Linked DNA regions of Homo sapiens: region 1 is linked to region 2. Evidence: read pairs that join two places in POLR2A ChIA-PET (ENCODE). Cell type or tissue: HepG2. All regions are shown on one strand.

What was found. ChIA-PET counts read pairs that join two places held together with the same protein. Peaks named below come from ENCODE experiments on the same cell type or tissue, not always from the same donor. Only the 100,000 strongest peaks of a DNase experiment are listed, where the experiment ranks them.
Region 1: POLR2A ChIA-PET joins it to region 2 with 9 read pairs; 2 of 35 experiments call an interaction of 5 or more read pairs at or near these places.

Annotation. Positions count from the first base shown.
Region 1 is chrX:132,386,007-132,388,506 of GRCh38, forward strand. It overlaps MBNL3 (muscleblind like splicing regulator 3), which reads right to left. Exons shown (of 9, transcript NM_001386889.1): 6 at 655-805. The region is part of intron 2 of RAP2C-AS1 (RAP2C antisense RNA 1); the gene reads left to right. Among named protein-coding and RNA genes, the nearest start is that of MBNL3, 100 kb to the right of the region's middle. In HepG2, no CTCF peak of the experiment used is centred here; no DNase peak of the experiment used is centred here.
Region 2 is chrX:132,481,497-132,483,996 of GRCh38, forward strand. The region is part of intron 1 of MBNL3 (muscleblind like splicing regulator 3); the gene reads right to left. Among named protein-coding and RNA genes, the nearest start is that of MBNL3, 6.3 kb to the right of the region's middle. In HepG2, no CTCF peak of the experiment used is centred here; DNase peaks (open chromatin) are centred at 1,335 and 2,245; H3K4me3 peaks cover 1,010 bases.

The DNA of each region.
Region 1 (2,500 bases), 95 kb before region 2:
AGTTTCCCCCCAATATATGATATCTAATTGAACAAATTTCTGGCTTAACATTTTCTGTTCAATTTCATGTAAAACAGGCTATTAAATATAGCTGAATGTAGGAGATAACAAAATATGCTGCAAAATGTCAGAAAATATAAACTGCTATGTATTTTATATTAACTGATTCAGGAGTTACAGGCTAAAACTATCTGTTTAATCTATATTATACTATATTATGCACTTAGGGTAGTTTTATTTTAACTACCTTTGGCATATCAAAGACATATTGACAACGCATTTCCATAATATCGAAGCTGGGAGTTTTTGCCTTTTTATTTGACAGCACTCTACTGTCTGTGACAGTGATACCTAAGAGTCAAGGAATTAGTTTGAGACTGAACCAAGTGAATTAATCATAAGCAAAAACCAACAAATGCTAAAAAGAAAAATGTTGATACTTTTTCCTAGTTTGATTTCAAACCATGAATTTTCATGAATTATAGAAAAACAAGTAGTTCTAGATACTAGCAGATAAGCATAACTTCCTTGTTTTATTTTTAATCAAAATACATGTCGACAGTCCTCCTATACAAGCTCTTTGAAAGCTGTTTTGCATTGTATACATTCACAACATCACCAAACTCGCTGCAGTGCCTAGAGCTGTGTTCTCACCTGCAGGGATAAATGCCGGCTGTGGGAGCTGCAGGTTAGTCAGAGCCTGTTGGCAGTGGAAAACAGTGGGATTAAAGACCGGGGTGGCACCATTGGGCTTTTCCAGTGCTGATCTCTTTGGTATCAGTTGCAGTGTACCAGGCTGCAGGGCCTGTGGGGGGAGAGATGGTACTAGTACTAGAGAAAGTAACAAATGTACTCAAACCAAGCAAGCACCAGTCATATAAGGTATTTCCTGGGAATCCTCCGTAAGGGTATGCATTGGGCAAGACACTGGATAAGCAGTGGCCCCACAGCAAGGTAACCAAATGTAGAGATAAGGGGGTTCACAGCCGTGTACAGTGGCTCACGCCTGTAATCCCAGCACTTTGGGAGGCTGAGACCAGCAGATTGTTTGAGCTTAGGAGTTTGAGACCAGCCCGGGCAATATGGCAAAACCCCATCTCTGAAAAAATAGAAAAAGTAGCCAGGCATGGTGGTGCATGCCTGTGGTCCCAGCTACTTGGGAGGCTGAGACAGGAGGATTGCTTGAGCCCAGGACGTCAAGACTGCAGTGAGCTGAGACCACACCACTGCACTCCAGCCTGAGTGACAGAGCAAGAGCCTGTCTCAAGAAAAAAAAAAAAAAAAAAAGAGGTAGTCCAACTACATGAGCAGTAGTGCAAAACAAAAAAAAATGCAAAAAAAAAAAAAGGTTTTCAACTTCACTAATTTAGACCTCATTTGGGCAGGATATGACAGAAAGCTACTACAGTAAACAATCATTTATAATTAATATCTCAGGGATACTCATCTATGAATCTATAAAAATGAGATTAGCAGAAGCAACAGATATAGCAGGAAAGAGATTTCTGCCTGTTAAAACTCCAATACAGATCTAGGACATAAATGGCATATAGGTGATAAAACAGATGTTGGTAGATCAGAGTCTGACACTGTCACCCCATAAAATAAAATCCAGTTTATACAAAGACTTCAGGTTCAAGTCCTATAATTATATATTTCCTAACTAACATGTAAGGAAAAAGCAAATGAATATTTCCTCCCCCACGACCTACCTCACGCAGGTACTATGTAGATAGTTAGCAAAATATATGCAGTTCTTATTTATAGAGGCTTGCTGTCCATTTCGGTATGTACCATTTGCTTTGTTAAGTTCTTGTAAGGTTTAATTCTAAAACCTATTAGCATTTTTAAACCATCCTTTCATGTCTACAGTTCTTTCAAAATCCCACTGTGCTTATAATACTCCGTGAAACTTGCCCCTGGATCAGATTCTTTGGAGAAGTTTAACATTACTTTACATTTTTTTTTTCTCAGCAAATTGCACGTTACTTAAAAAACATGTCCCAGCAACAACAATTAGGTATGCTCCAAATTCTTAAGGAAACAGGAATGCTTGTGTTGAGTAACTATCCTACCATGTGTCCAAAAGGGTAATGCCATGACCTCGTTCCTGTGGATAACAAAGGTCTCAAGGTATCTCTATTTTCTTTTGGGAACTCTACTGTCAGTGCACACACTGTGACAGATCTGCTTTTCATTTCACCTAAATAAAGAAAAGCATGCTAGAAGAGTGAGATAAAATAAACTGAGTAGCTTTAGAGATATAAAATTTCCAAATTTATCCCAGCAGACCAGATGGCAAAGGTCAGTACTAAAATCATAAACCATAAAACAAAATCTATCATTTCGAATGCCTTTTATTACCATTGGGAGAAAATGGTTTTGCTGAACATTTTAACTAAGACAGAAGACCTACTTATCTGGTTGTTAAAAAGATTTCCCTTTGGTATAAACGGGGAGTGTCCCCTTCTCTCTCTTGAAAGTTGGCAGCATGGTATGA
Region 2 (2,500 bases):
TGGAGACTACAATATCCCAGAAATCTAGCTTCTTAGAGTTTCTCTCATCATCATCATCATTGTCATCCCACAAAATGACTTGTGCAAGTTCAAAGTATGTGCATGAGAGTTCTCTAAATCAAATCACATTTTAGATCCTTTTATGATGTGATGATGATGATGATCACACTCTTCACAAAATATGGAGGTAGTCTTGTCTTTTTTTCAGCACTGTGAAATGCCAAGCCCTAGGACACATCTTTCTAGCCTATCCACTTTTCAATCACAAAAGAGCTTTGGAGGGGGAGTTTCAGTTAGAAAGCAAAAGCATTCTGCCCTGGTATTGTTGCTGCACTGAATCTCAGCGCATCTATATGAATTCCCCAGCAAAACCAGGTTATTAAACATGGGGTAGAGGGGCAACTTGCGAGTCAGTCAAAAGTCCCACCAAAACATGGATAAACCTGGAGGACATTGTGTTACATGAAATAAACCAGGCACAGAAATACAAATACTGCATGTTCTCACTCATATGTGGAAGCTGAAAGAGTTGATCTCATAGAAGCAGTGAGTAAAACAGTGGTAACTAGAGCCTGGGAAGGGTGGGGGTTGGGGAATAGCCAAAGGCTGGTTAATGGACACAAAACTATAGCCACATAGTGGGAATAAACTGTAGTGCTTTACAGCACCGTTGGGTGATGATAATAACAATTTAGTTTATGTTTTCAAATAGCTAGAAGAGAGGATTTTGAAAGTTCCCAACACAAAGAAATGACAAATGTTTGAGGTGATGGATATGCTAAATACCCTGATTTGATCATTACACATTGTATGCATGTATTGAAATATCACATTCTACCCCGTAAATATTACAATTATTGTCAATTAAAAATATACATATAAGTTTATAAAAAGAACTCCCAGACCCTCCCTCTAGTCAATCCACAGGCTTTAGCCCTTCCTCCTCATTTAGATGGGTAACACTGATTTTCAACTCATCTTCTATGGCGAGCGGGACCTACCCTGAACTTAAGTTTAGAGGCAGACATGGAGCCCTTCACTGCTCATACTGGTCTCCTCCCTGGTTCTGATGTCATGTCTAAATGTCGTGATGACCATTTACCTAAGGCCTCAAATTCACAAACTGCCTCACATGCAGATGTTTAACACTATCTCCAGATCAGGTTATGTATTTTGACCCTACATTTTCATTTGCATTACAATGTTAATTTAATAAATGTAAACATATAAAGTACACCACAAAAAAGTCCCGCCAAAATCCAAGGTCTTTCTCAAAAAAGGCCCTCCCTTGACGAGCCTGTCAATCTGAGTCTGGCCTTGACCCTGGCTTCAGAAAGCGAGCAGAGTGCATATTGACACAGCCTCAGCCTCTGTCTGCAGCTGAGGCCGCTGCTATAGGCATTCATGAAACATATCAGATTACACAGGCATGGTACCCCAGTCCCTCCCTAATGATTTTATTGGGAAGTCCTTAAATATAAAATGTAACTCTATAACATGTACTATGTTTCACTTCATATATCTGGGTGAGCTAATAAGGTTTCTCTTCATGTTGTCCAATTACTTAGGGGAAAATGCTGACATAAAGGAGTTGGGAGTTTAATTTTTTCTCAAAATCACTTCTGAAAGAAATGCCCCCATCCTTTCTTCAGGATCCTCATGGATCACAGACAGCAAACAATTTTTAAAATATCAATGTACCCTTTAACAAAACAGCACCCCCAACTGGGCCATTATCAAGTGCCTACTTTTCAGAGGACGAATACAAACTCTTCACTTGGGTACTGAGGTTAAATGTGATCCCCACCTCTGTGCCATGGGTCTTGTTGAATTTGTCATTACATATTTTAAATGGAACTCAGAAAAACCAGTGTATAGTATATGAATCCAACCTTAAAGCAACCACCTTAATATTATATATTGTGACAATCCCATTTTCCCCATTGGTAAATTAAGTAAGGAATTATTTCACGAGATACATGTCCAGTTAATATTCTACAGGGTGCTTTTGTTTTGTGTTGTTTTGCTTTCCTGCGTAGAAGCTGAGTACTACAAAACAAAAGGTGAAATGTAAGCTCTCTGGTTCTTTCACTCTTTCATTTTGCTAATAGACTACCCCTCCCATGCCACTCTCCAACATAACCTCTTGTTTGGTTACTTTGTACTGCCACATAAGGAGAAATTGCAAGCGCTAAACCTAAAGACTGATTATCCTCTGGGCACAAAAGATGATTGTGGTGGATCTGAAATGACAGCTCTTGTCTCTTCTACTGTGTGGACTTTGCTTTCTGTACACAATAAAAAGAGGCACTATTCATACCTGTATCTTGGTAAGTAAAAACCTATGCAAATCCAGCCTCTAAATGGGCAATCAACATCTGACTGAAAATGAGACAGCTCCCAGTGTCCTTTTTGGATTTTGTCTGTAACTTCATCACTTCCTAAACTATACATGACAGGAGGCATCAGAGTCACAGTATTTCTGATTTTTTTTTTAAAT